2 separate regions of the Homo sapiens genome follow, and region 1 is linked to region 2. The links are chromatin contacts, found by Hi-C or POLR2A ChIA-PET in ENCODE. All regions are on one chromosome and are shown on one strand. Each heading gives the region's core, a stretch centred on a gene start or an enhancer-like site at or near the end of the contact. The rest is flanking DNA. Distances are from core to core; before and after follow the strand shown.

Region 1 (6,751 bases), core at 1,238-3,737, 150 kb before region 2:
TTGAGCCTAGAAGATCAAGGCTGCAGGGTGCTATGATTATGCCACTGTACTCTAGCCTAGGTGACAAAGTGAGACCCTGTCTCTGTATTTTTTAAAAAGAACAGACCGGGCACAGTGGCTCACACCTGTAATCCTAGCACTTTGGGAAGCTGAAACAGAGGGATCGTTTGAGCCCAGGAGTTCAAAACCAGCTTGGGCAACTTAGTGAGACTTCGTCTTTACAAAAAAAAATTTAATTAAAAATAAAAAATCAGCCAGGCATGGTGGCAAGTGCCTATAGTCCCAGCCACTCAGGAGGCTAAGCTGGGAGGATCACTTAAGCCCAGGAGGCAGAGGTTTCAATGAGTGGTGATCGCATCACTGCACTCCAGCCTGGGTGATAGAGCAAGATCTTGTCTCAAAATAAATAATTGATTAGAGAAATAATAAAAAAAGAACAAAATAAAAGTCGCTTCTAATTCACATCAGCCACCCAGAGATAAGTGCTATTGACACGTTGGAGCATATCCTTCAAGGCATTTTTCTCTCTGTCATCTATCAATGCATTAAAAAGTTCCATTTTTAAAAACTAACAAGGGATTGTATTCATATGCAAAAATTCAAAAGATACCAAAAGATTTACAGTGGGTCTTCTCCCTCTAATCCTTAACCCCCATCCCCAGCTTTAAAACTCCAAGCTTCCCTCCCCAGAATCCATTCTGGTTATCATTTCTTGGGGATCATTACAGAGACATCCAGAACACAGATAAGCAAATATGTGCGTGGATTCCTGTACTCATTTCTCTAAATAGAAGCACACCACACACCCTGTTCTGCACTGGGATTTTGTTTTTTTCAACTTAGCAATGTACCTTGGCAGATCTTTCCAGATCAGCACTAGGAGAGCATTCTTTGCACATTCCATTGTCTGAATATAATAATTTATCTAACAAGTTTTCTGGTGATAGTCACGGAGGTATTTCCAGGGTTTTTCTGCAACAAACAATGCTGCAATTAGTATCCCTTTCACAGAAGTCTTTCCATGTATTCAGAGCTATTTCTGATGGATACATTCTTAGCAACTGAATCGCCCAGTCATAGGGCAGGTGCGTTTAAACATTTTGACGCTGGTTGTCTAAATGCTCTCTAAGGTTGTACCTACCAATCGTCATTTGCACCGGCAACCTCCGTGAGCTCTGGTTTCCCCACGTCCTAGCCAAGGCCAAGTATGATTGGACTTCTTGATCTTGGCCTTGCCGATAGGGGAAAAAGGTGTTCACCATAGTTCTAATCTACATATTCATTGTTTATATGTTAGATTGGACATTTAAAAAATACGTTCAAAGACTGTTTATATTTCTTTTCTGGTGGCAAAGCATTCAAATTGTTAGTCTATTTTTCTCTTGGATAATTGTCTTTTTGTTGATCTGCTAGGGATTTTTATATACTAAGAAAATGAGGTATTTGTTTCTCATACATGTTATGAAAGTACATATTTTTAAAATATAGATATATCAGGCCGGGTGCAGTGGCTCACACCTGTAATCCAAGTACTTTAGGAGGCCAAGGTTGGAGGATCACTTGAGTCCAGGAGTTTGAAACCAGTCTGGGCAACATGGTAAAACCCTGTCTCTACTAAATATGATGGCAGGTGCCTGTAGTCCCAACTACTTGGAAGGTTGAGGTGGGAGGATTGCTTGAGCTTAGGAGGTGGAGGCTGCAGTGAGTCGTGTTCACTCCAGGCTGGTTAACAACCAAGATTCTCTCTCTCTCTCTGCGCGCGCGCGCGCACACACACACACACACACACACACACACACACACACACACACACACAGATAGAGTGTTTGTATACAATGTTTCTGAGGCCTGTGGTCATTTGATAATATATTGTGCATCCTTTCCCATATCTGTATTTCTTTGCAGCAAAATTATTTGTTGATAGTCAGTGAAAAAAATCACTCTGAGTACACTGGAAATTCATCAAACACAAGTGGCTATGAATTGCTATGAACACAGCAATAACAAGTATCCGAGAGGAGGCTTGTGAAGCATCTCGTATGTTTCATCTGTTTATGCACTTAATTTAATCCTAAGCATCTCGTATGTTTCATCTGTTTATGCACTTAATTTAATCCTAAGCATCTCGTATGTTTCATCTGTTTATGCACTTAATTTAATCCTCCCAACGAAACTGTGACATAAATAACATCATCCCCATTCCAGATGAGGAAACTGAGGCCCAGGAGAGTCATGGGATGTGTCCAAGGCCTCCCAGATGGTCAGTGGAAGATCTGAGATTCAAACCTATGTCAATTTGTCTTTGAAACATTGGCTACCGCCTTCCATGACCTTAAATTCCCACATTCCCAACTAGTCTGGATTAAACACCCGGAAGGTACGTCCTCATCCTCCCCTCCCACCACCCTGGGCTGGGAAGAGTCATGTAGTTTAGGGCTGGGCCACCAGGAGGCGCTAGGGACAGACACATTTCTTGCCTGTTGTATGGGGCTGGGAGCAGGCTGGGGCCAGGCACCCTGGGACGGGGCACTACTTGGGGCCTGATGATCCTGAGGGCTGAGGTGGCTCAGGCCAGAGGGAATGGCTCCTGCCACGTCTAGAGGGAATCACCTCTGGCAGCCTTCAGGGACTCCTAGATATCTGGCCATAGCTCAGCCCCTCTGGGGACTTGGACTCCTGTAGATCCGGGTTCCTCAGCCTCAGCACGTAGTACACGGGGCGGAGTACACGGGGCAGCAGAATCTTTTGCTGATCTGTCCTGAGCCTTGCAGGCTGTTCACAGTCTCCCTGGCCTCTACCCATAAGATGTTGGTAGCCCCTCCCCACCCAAGTTGTGACAACCCCAGATGTCTCTAGACATTGCCAAATGTCCCCTGGGGGGCACAGTTGACCTTGGTTGAGAACCGCTGCTGTGGACGCTCAGGGTAGGCAGATCACACACATGACGGGAGCCAGCCCTGTGTAAGATAATAGCAGCTCACACCTAGAGAGCCCCACGGAGAGAAAATCATTGACACTCTATGAGGTGGGGACTGACACCACCTCTGCTTTACACATGAGGAAACTGAGGCCAGAAACGTTCAGTGACTTGCACGAGGCCACACAGCCGGTATGTAGCACAGCCGGGGGTTGAACCCAGGCCATCAGGCTCTAGCATCTGTGCCCCTAACCACTCAGGCAAGATGCATTGCTGGTCCATCGAATCCACAGGAGTGTTCTCCATGGCCACAAAGAAATACTTCTCTCCCAATTTCCTCTTTACCTAAGTTCATTTTCCACTTTTGACCAAGAGCCACCTGTAAGAGATTTTTCATTTTCCTTGTAATGGTACTGAGAAAAACACCAGCCCAAACTGCCATGATAAATGGCAGTGGACACAACCCCAATAGCAGGACTGCATTGTGGAGCAGTGGGGACCGTGAGCACTCAGAGGCTCAGCCCCGTCAGTCCTGGTATATTATTTCCTGGTATGGGTGCCGGCCCAATTTTGCAGGAGAAATCAGAAATCTAGATTTTTAATGTGAAATTTCCTAATTTTAAAATAATGACAATTCAAAAAATTAAAAACCCTGTGAAGATCAAACAAAATATGTCTGCAGCCCAATTTACCCTGATAACTGCCAGTTTGCAATCTTTCCAAAGGGCACATTCAATGTCCAGGAACAAACCCTGAAAGGTGAAACCCTCTTAGTGCCCTCTGCCTTTCATCATTATTTATTTAGTTAGTTCTTTTTGTATTCAGTCACCCATTTATTTTATGCATGCATTCCACCCACCCAGTCATCCACTAATTCATTAATTTGCCCATCTGTTCATTCATCCCTCCATCCATCATCCATCCTTCACCCACCCAACCATCCATCCATTCATCCATCCACCCATCTATCTGTTCATCCATCTCTCCAGCCATCATCTATCTCTCATCCATCCATCCATCCATCCTTCCTTCCATCCATCCATCCATCCTTCCATCCATCTGTTCATCCTTCCATCCATCCACCGACCCATCCATTCATCCACCCATCCATCCATTCATCCATCCCTCCATCCATCATCCATCTCTCACCCATCCATCCATCCTTCCATCCACCCACCCATCCATCCATTCATCCATCCCTCCACTCATTATCCATCTCTCACCCATCCATCCATCCATCCATCCTTCCATCCATCCATCCACCCATTTATCATCCACTCACCCATTCATCCATCCATCCATCCATCCATCCATCCTTCCTTCCATCCATCCATCCACCCATTTATCATCCACCCACCCATTCATCCATCCATTCTTCCAGCCTTCCATTTGTTAACATCTACTTTAGTGGAAATGGAAAAAAAGATGACAAATCACAGACATCACAGACAAGGATAAAACCAAATGGTGTTAAAATCTGCGTGTGTGTGTGTGTGTGTGTGTATCTCACTGTCACCCAGACTGGAGTGCAGTGGCACCATCATGACTCACAGCAGCTTCAACCTCCAGGGCTCAAGAGATCCTCCTGCTTTAGCCTCTTGAGTAGCTGGGAGTATAGGTGCATGCCACCATGCCCAGCTAATTTTTTAATTTTTGTAGAGATGAGCTATCACTATGTTGCCCAAGTTGGTCTTGAACTCCTGGACTCAAGCAATCCTCACGACTTGGCCTCCCAAAACTTTGGGATTATAGGCCTGAGCCACCACATCCAGCCCAAATGGTATTAAGTTCAGACTCTGTCATTGATCAACTGGGCAACCTTGGGCAAATTATTACACCTTTTGAGCCTCAGTTTCCCCGTCTGTGAAATGGGGCTAACAGTAGTACCTTACTGCTTGCAGGCAGGTCTTCAGGGTTAGGCAGGTGAGGCGAGGTAACATACGCGAGTAGGGGGCAGGTGGTGAGGCCCTTTTTTTTTTTTTTTTGAGGCAGAGTCTCGCTCTGTCGCCCAGGCTGGAGTGCAGTGCCACGATCTCGGCTCACTGCAAGCTCCGCCTCCTGGGTTCACGCCATTCTCCCTCAGCCTCCTGAGTAGCTGGGACTACAGGCGCCCGCCATCATGCCCGGCTAATTTTTTTGTATTTTTAGTAGAGACGGGGTTTCACCGTGTTAGCCAGGATGGTCTCATTCTCCTGACCTCATGATCCGTCTGTCTCGGCCTCCCAAAGTGCTGGGATTACAGGCGTGAGCCACCGCGCCCGGACAAGGCCCTTTCTTTACAGACGCTGCCGTGCGACACGTGTTACGCTGCAGGGAAACACAGGGCCGTGGCATTAGGCAGGGTTGCTAGCTCCATCTTGGGGTCTGGGGAGTGGGGGCATGTCTTGCCATGCCCAGAGTTGGGAGAGGAGTTGCTTTGTTATTAGTTGCCACAACTTCCCCTGGTCAAGCTGACACCCTACCCCCGCCCGGCACACGATGGTTTTCCTGCTCTTGCTTAACTTCTAAAGGGCAGCTCTTTCTCTGTCCACCCCGCCACACCCCACCTACCCCACCCCCTGCCCCAGTTTGTGGGAAAACTCTATGGAACAGAAAGGGCTTGCGGGTTCCTTCTCTAGATTCTTTGTTATTTTTTTTCCCATTTAAATTGAAACCATGCTTATTAAAGAAGAGTAGAAAAAAACACATCAAACAAGAAAGAAGAAAAATTATTTTTTTGTCCCATCCTTCTAACAAAACCACACTAAACGGTCTGTTTCTTTCTTTTCCCCAAGCCAGGGTATTGGACTGTGTGTGTGTGTGTGTGTGTGTGTGTGTGTGTGTGTGTGTGTGTGTTACATAGTTGTAAATCACTCTTTACTGTTGTGTTTTAAAAAAATTTTTCCGTTGCAGATGATCCTCGACTAACAATGGTTCATTTTAGGACTTTTCGTGTTTATTATGGTACGAAAGAGATAGGCATTTGATAGAAATCATACTTGGAATTTTGAACTTTAATCTTTTATCAGTTTAGCAATACAGAGTACAATAATTTTACATGAAATACTCAACACTTTATTATAAAATAGGCTTTGTGTTAGATGATTTTGCCCAACGTAGGTGAGTGTAAACGTTTCGAGCACCTTTAAGGGAGGCGAGGCGAAGCTATGATGATGTTCCGTAGGTTGGGTGCACTAAATGCACTTTTGACTTAATGATATTTTCAACTTGCAGTGGGTTTATCAGGCTGCAGCCCCATCCCAAGTCGAGGAGCATCTGAATTAACTAAGCCTTCCCCCCCATTGCTCATTTTCATGAGCATATTTGAAGGGCTGCACTGATTTAGCATGCAAATGTGAAGTGAGCACCTGCTGTGTTCTGTGGGAGAGAGAACAAGTGTAATGGCACAGCCAACATTTACTGAGTGCAAAGTTGGTGCCAGATGTCTTTCTAAGTACTTGTATTAAACTGCTTCTTCCTCACAACCACCCTGTGAGGTAGATGCCATCACTATGCCCTTTTTCCAGATGGCAAAACTGAGGCCCAAGGTTGCACAGCTAAGAGGCGGAGCTAGCATTTGAATCCAGCAGGGTCATCCACAGGGCTGGGTTCTGGCCATGCTGGGCTACCTTGGGCCACCCGCAAACAAGTAACCCCAGAGTGACTGAAGCAGGGATGAGGAATGTACAGGAGCATGTGATAGCCCCAAGACCATCCAGGGACATCAAGGAAGGCTTCCTGGACGAGAAGGTGACATCTCAGCTGAGAGCTGAGAGCTGAGTGGGAGGTGGGAGGTGAGGGCGCTGCCAGCAGAGGGAGCAGCCATGCAGGGACCCCAGGTAGACATGGGCACCA
Region 2 (6,532 bases), core at 1,812-4,311:
GCTGCTGAGTCACAGGGGAACAACAGGCTAGGCTCCCAGGCTGCAATGGGTTCTGCCTCAGTTTACCTACCTGTAATAAACGTGTTTCATCACACGTCTGCCTCCAGTGCTGACTTCAGAAGGGTGCTGTGAGGGTTAATTACTGCCTGGCAGCTCCAGGAGCCTTGATGAAAGGTGGCGGGAAGTGGGCGCTATTAACCTGGGCAGGTAATTACCCACGGCCTGAGGGAGGGTGCAGAGGGGTCCTAGCCTGAGTCACTTCTGGTTCTCATTCAACCCCAGGCCAGCCTCTTTCCAGGTGGGTAGGGCCCAGTGTGCCCAAACATCTGGCCATCGTTCTGGCCCCAAACCCCTCAGCACCGGGCAGGGCTGAAGCTAGGAGTGGTCACAAGCCACACAGTCCCAGGGTTGAAATCCCATCTCTGCCGCTCCTCTGGCCAGAAGACCTGGACAACACTCCTCACCTCTTGGGCCTGTTTCTTCATCTACATAGTAGTGTCTTAGTCTGTTTTGTGTTGCTATAACAGAGTACTACAGCCTGGGTAATTTACAAAGAACAGAGATGTATTTCTAACAGTCCTGGAGGCCGGAGAGCCGAAGATGGAGGGGCTCACTCAAGCAAGGGCCTTCTTGCTGTCATCCCATGGCGAGGGCATCCCATGGCAAGAGGTGGCACGTGAGACAGCAAGGAATGGCCGAACTCACTTTCATGACAAATCCACTCTCTCCATCATGAAGCCACTCCTGCAATAATGATACTAATCCATTCATAAGGGCAGAGCTCTCAGGACCCAACCACCTCTTAAAGGCCCACATGACCTTTGGGAGACACGCTGAGACCCTGGCGGTGCGGGGTGAGGACGTGGCCCCTCCCCAGGGCACTGTGGTTGTTTCTCACACATATGCCAGATACTGCGCCTCGCAGCCACTTCGTCCCCATTGCCTCAGTTTGAGGCCAAAAGTGACACATCAGGCCACAGCCACCTACCCCGTCAGCCATCTCAGCCTCCGTGACCTGAAGGGAAATGATGAAAGACTTTTCTAGAAATAAATGATTTTTAAAACATCCCAGGAAATCATCCCTGGCTGCCGCTGGGCCCCCAGGAGGGAGGGCAGGCCTCTTATTCCCCCTGCCCCAATCCCCACTTGGGCGCCAGAACCAGGCTCTGACTGCCCCCTGTCCCTGGAAGCCCACCCCTTCCCTCTTCCTCACTCTTGTGGCTCCTGGGTCTTGATGCCACCCCCGTCTCCCCCACCCCATACGTGCACACACACACATGCACACACACGCAGATGCACACACATGCACACACGCACATACACACGCCTGAGCTCTCCGTCCAGCTATGAACGCACAGCCTGGTCCCCAGTGAGCCCCGATGTTTTCCTTCTTCCAGGGTTCAGGGGACAGATACTAAGGCCAGAGCTCCCTTCCTCCTTTTACTCCCTCCCTGAGGCAACATGGTGCCCATCTCACAGGTGGGCACACTGAGACTCCGAGATGCAGATGCCCACACTCTGAGCGGCTGAGAGGCAGGGAGGGTCACATCCTCCGGGAGGGGCAGGGGAGTCCCAGCGGCAGCCTGAGCAAAGGGCAGGGGCGGGGAGCCTGGCCCTCCGTGGGGTTCCTGGGAATGAGGCTTTCTACTGTGAGCAGGCAGCTCCGGGGCCTTGGGACCCCGGATGGGAAGAAGCTGGGCCCTTGTCAGGTGGCTGCCCCTACAGGTAGAAGTCAGGCACCAGGTGGCCACTTTCAGGAAGAGCCTGGCATTAGGAGAGCTGCTCCAGGGTGGGGGCCCCACTAAGCTCACCTCCCACCCCTCTGCCCCTCACTCACTCCCTCTGCTCCAGCCACACTGCCCTTGCTGAGCCTTCAACAAGAGGATCCCACAGCCTGGCCTTAGCACCTGCGGTTCCCTCTGCCTGGAGCACCGTTTCCCACCCCCTGCCTTTGCACGTGGGCTTCTCCTCTTTGTTGGGGCTTCTGTTCAAATGTCACCCCATCAGAGGGGACCTCCCAGGCTCTCTCCATCGCACCTTCTGCTTTATTTCCTTTGGAGCCCTGCTCACTTACTGAAATGACCTCAAATGTCTGATTCTCCTCAGCTAGAATACAGGCTCCACGAGAACAGAGGGCTTTTAAATGTCTTTCTGTTTTGTCCACTGCTGTATCTCCAGGACCTGGTAGCAGGCACGGAACACAGTGGTGCTCAATAAATGTTTGCTGATGTACTGAAGAAGTTTTGAAAAGATAAGATGTAATTTGTATCACAGCGGGAGGGGTGGGTGTTTCAGGGGAGACGTCCTCCAAAGAACTGGATGATTTCTCCAGGGTCTTAAAGCGTGTCATGACCAGCTCGACGTCACAACAATAATAATAATATTTATTGGGCGCTTCCTGCGGTAAGCACTGTACACAGATCTTCTCAGAGTCCTTCCAGCCACCTGTGAGGTCAGGGCTGTGATTATCCCCACTTTCCAGATAAGGAAACCGTAACTTAGAGTTACAGTTAGGGACTGCTCCAGGTCACCAGTGATTTGGTGGCAGGCCGTGGTTGAATACAAGGCCACTTCGACCCCTCTCCCACCACCCTGGCCTGCCCCTATCCCTCCAGAGCCTGAAGGTTCCCTGGAAACCACACGGTCCCTTGATCCCTGGCACAGCCAAGGGAGGTTGTGTGTCTCGCCCATCACCCCCTAGCTGGTCAGGGGCCCAGAGGGGATGATCCCTGGCTGCCGGTGGGCCCCTGGGAGGGAGGGCAGGCTTGGCAGCTGTCCTGTCCCGGGGACGCCAGGCAGCCGGGAGTTTCTCTCCCCGGACTTACTGTACATGATTCAGCGCCAGCCCCAGTTGTGAAATCTGGGAATCTTGTGGGCAAGGCTGGGCCTGGGGGATGGCCGTCTGGGAAGAGGAGGCCGGGAAGGGGTTAAGGGGGGTGGCGGGGGGAGGAGGGGGCAGGCGCCAGGCCAGACCAGCAGAGAGCGCACAGTTAGCACTGGGCCGGCTGCCTGTGGCGGGTGTCTGACATCACAGCTGCGTCAGCCCAGCCAGCCCCAGCCCCCTACTTCCTCCTCTCCCTGGGCAGCATCCTCCGCCACCTCCCCAGCCTCACTGTCCTGTCCTGAAAACAAGCAGCATCCAGTTCCCTCCTGGAAGGAGGCAGGGTGGTCAGGAAGAGGGACTTTGCATACAGGAGGGACTTAATAAATGATAGCCGTGATGTCTTGGAGCCAGACCATAATCCTGTGAGCTAGACAGGGCAGGTAGGAAGCTATCACACTTATTTTAGGAAAGAAGAGACTCAGGGTCTGAGAAGGGAAGGGACTTGCCCAAGGTCACCCAGCTGCAGAGTCATAATGACTTGAAGTGTAAATAAGGATCGTGTTGATCTTCCTCCACTCTTCATTAGAAGGACTAGAAGGACATGTGTCTCTTGGTGCCTGGTTGGGCTTCAGTGAATGTCCCAAGGCCTGGAATTTTCTTCCTCATCTCGTTAATTTGTTAAGTCAGATTAAACCAAACGAGCATTTGTCTGACTAGAGGAATAACAAAGGATTTCATAGGGACTATTCATATATCAGTGATGACTTATGGTAGTGAATAAAATAAATTCTGCATTTGAAATGTTTTTCTTAAGAAATTACAGACTGAGGCCAGGCGCGGTGGCTCACGCCTGTAATCCCAGCACTTTGGGAGGCCGAGGCGGGCAGATCACTTGAGGTCAGGAGTTTTAAGACCAGCCTGGCCAACATGGTGAAACCCCGTCTCCACTACAAATACAAAAATTAGCCGCCCATGGTGGCGCACGCCTGTAGTCCCAGCTACCTGGGAGGCTGAGGTGGGAGAATCGCTTGAACCTGGGAGGCAGAGGTTGCAGTGAGCCAAGATCTTGCCACCACACTCCAGCCTGGGCAACAGAGCGAGACCCTATCTCAAACAAACAAACAAACAAAAATCACAGAGTACCTACTCTGCTCCAGGCTCATTTACATGCGTCAGGCTCAGTCCTCATGGCAACTCTTCGAAGGTGGGACTATTACCCCATCTCACAGAGGAGAAAACTGAGGCACAGTGAAGCAAGTGATGCCTGAGGCCACAAAGCCAGGAAATGACAGTGGTGATAATAATAATAATAATAATAATAATAAAAAAAATGCTAGTTGGCCTTGATAAGCTGCTTCCTCCACGCACTGAGCATGGTATTTATAGGAGCACACTGGCTTCTTTGAGCTTCCCAGGAGGAGAGCACTCTTACTGTCCCCATGTCACAGGTGAGAAACCAAGGCCCAGCTGGGTTACATTACTTGCCCAGATCACACAGCTAGGAAGTGACAGAGCTGGGATTTGAAACCAGGCTGTCTGGCCTCTGTCCGTGCTCAAGCACAGTGCTGGGGCTGGACACACTGTAGGTGCTCAGGTCACTCAGGGGTGACTGAACTGGAGATGCTCAGGGCTTCAGAGGGCACCCCTCCTGCAAGCTACCCCTAGCATCAGCTCAGGGCCACCCTGAGCTGGCCTGTCGTGGCTGGGCAAGGAAGTGCAGTTATGTCTTCCCCAGGATGCCATTATTCCCACAGTTGCCACAGCCCTTGGGTGCACAGAACCACCATGAGGAGCTCCAGGATCCTCCCCATTTTACAGAGCAGAAAAGCCAAGGCCCAGAGAGGGTGGGTGACTTGCCCAAGGTCACACAGCATGGTCGTGTGGGCTACAGCCCCACTCCCAGCTCCTGAGCCTGCCCTCAGCTGCGGAGGCCATGGAGGATGAATTCCAGGAAGAAGAGGGGAGCCGAAACCTGGCCCTCCCTGACCCTCCCCAGGAACAGCCTTTCCTCTATTCCTTCCTTTTCTATCTCCTAGCTTGTGGGACTCAGCCTTACATGAACTGGGTCACAAAGGGGGACAGGAAGGGCATTCCTGGCAGAGGAAACAGCACGGGCAAAGGTGGACCGCATGTGGAGCAGGGAAGGAAGGATATCTGGTTGGGATGCTGTGGAGAGTGAGGAGCCGGGGCAGGGAGCAGCTAGAGTCAGGTAAGCGGGCCTTGAATGTCACGCTAAGGAGTTTGAGCTTTGTCCAGAGGCGATGGGAAGTCAGGAAGGCTTTAGAGCGGGGAAGGACCAGGATCACTAAACAGAGGGTGGACTATTGCCATCACCTCCCCACTATCCCCCCTGCCTCTGTCCTGGCCCTGGCCCCTCCAGCCCATTCTCCACTGCAGCCAGAGGGATCCATGAAAACTGAAGTCAGACCACGTCCCTTCTATGCTCAGAACCCTCCATGACTCCCATGTCCTGCAGAGAAAAAGCCAAAGTCCTTTAACAGCCCACGTGGCCCTGCAGGATCCGCCCCCCACGGCCTCTTGGCCCTCACGTCCTCCTAGTCTCTCTCCCTCGCTCACCCTGTTCCACACACTGGCCTCTTTGCTACACCCCAAACACAACAGCCACAGCCCCCACTCAGGGCCTGTGCACCGTTCCCACTGCCTGGAACACTCTCCCCTCCCCGCGGCTCCCTCCCTCACCTCCTACAGATCGTTGTCAGCTGTCACCTGCTCACCAGGCTGTTCCTGCCCCGCCCATTGAAATCCCATCTCCTTTTCCTGCTTCATTTCTCTCCCTAGCATGGATCTTCTCAAATGCAATATGCAACTTATTTATCTTGTGTATTGCCTGCTCTCTCCACAAGTGTGAACTCCACGGGGGCAGAGACCTTTGACCGTCCTATGTCCTGCCATGTCCCCAGCGCCTGACCCACAGGAATTGCCCAATAAATATTTGTTCGGTGAATGGATTCTTTTTTTGGCAGAATAACTTGGTGAGGACCTTCCCTGGGGATGCAGATGGAGAAGCGACCTGCCCAGGGTCACCCAGCTCACAAGTGGCAACCTCATCTGGCCCCAAAGTCTGTGATTTTTGCCTCCATTCCAGGCTGCCCTTCTAGGCATTAGGCCCCACATCAGCCACTGTACCACTGCATATGCCCACGAGGCTGCAAGCTGGGGTCTGTCCTTAGTTCTATCTTAAGCTAGAGGCTCAGAGAGGTGAGGTGACGTGCCCAAGGTCACACAGCAACTTACAGTGTGAGTTCGGCTCTTTCTGCCTCTGTATTTTGGGTACTGTCTTTAAAGCGGCTCTGCCTCTCCCTCCTCCTTTCCTCTTTCCAACCAATGTGTTTGCGGCTGGAACATCAGGCCTGTTGTGCGTGGCCTTGACATACACCATGTCCCGGGCCTGGCCCCGCCTACCACCCTGGCTGGGCCACGAGCACAGCGCCTGGTTCCACATGCCTCAGGGATGAGCCGCAGAGAGTGTGACCAGGCCCAGCTGACACATCTCAGAGCACATGTGGGTCTGCCTCCCACAGGCCCAGCCGGCCCCCCAACACCAGCCAAGTCTCAGCCCGTCATCGTCCCCCGGGGGTGGTGCTGGGCCTTGTGGGGCAGAAGGAAAGGTAAACCATGACCCTGAGGAGCTCAGAGACTGGGGTTCTTGGGAAGCCAATTCAGGCCTAGAACCAGGGCCAAAGTCTG

The links. Hi-C counts contacts between places; a loop is a spot of excess contacts on that map. ChIA-PET counts read pairs that join two places held with the same protein, here RNA polymerase II (POLR2A). Pooled maps may share reads with other maps.
Region 1: a map of right lobe of liver shows a loop between it and region 2 (4-fold over the local background). The contact joins two enhancer-like sites. A Hi-C loop is called at or near these places in 23 of 168 maps with a recorded cell type or tissue (HepG2, IMR-90, K562 and 16 more) and 20 of 50 pooled maps. POLR2A ChIA-PET finds 5 or more read pairs at or near these places in 2 of 52 experiments (HepG2 and PC-9).

Annotation. Positions count from the first base shown.
Region 1 is chr20:50,456,632-50,463,382 of GRCh38, reverse strand. No RefSeq gene overlaps it. Among named protein-coding and RNA genes, the nearest start is that of PTPN1, 50 kb to the left of the region's middle. RefSeq lists a silencer at 2,361-2,480 and enhancers at 2,692-3,192, 5,142-5,670. Within about 2 kb of position 2,487, at least 22 of the 41 ENCODE cell types and tissues checked have a DNase peak (open chromatin) inside an H3K27ac peak, as active enhancers do; they include adrenal gland, gastrocnemius medialis, heart right ventricle and 2 more, where a contact is called at or near this core.
Region 2 is chr20:50,305,245-50,311,776 of GRCh38, reverse strand. All of the region lies in intron 2 of LINC01270 (long intergenic non-protein coding RNA 1270), which reads right to left. It overlaps LINC01271 (long intergenic non-protein coding RNA 1271), which reads left to right. Exons shown (of 3, transcript NR_109950.1): 3 at 528-1,066. Among named protein-coding and RNA genes, the nearest start is that of LINC01271, 13 kb to the left of the region's middle. RefSeq lists enhancers at 2,221-2,731, 2,732-3,243, 6,022-6,532 and a silencer at 5,431-5,725. Within about 2 kb of position 3,061, at least 31 of the 41 ENCODE cell types and tissues checked have a DNase peak (open chromatin) inside an H3K27ac peak, as active enhancers do; they include adrenal gland, gastrocnemius medialis, heart right ventricle and 2 more, where a contact is called at or near this core.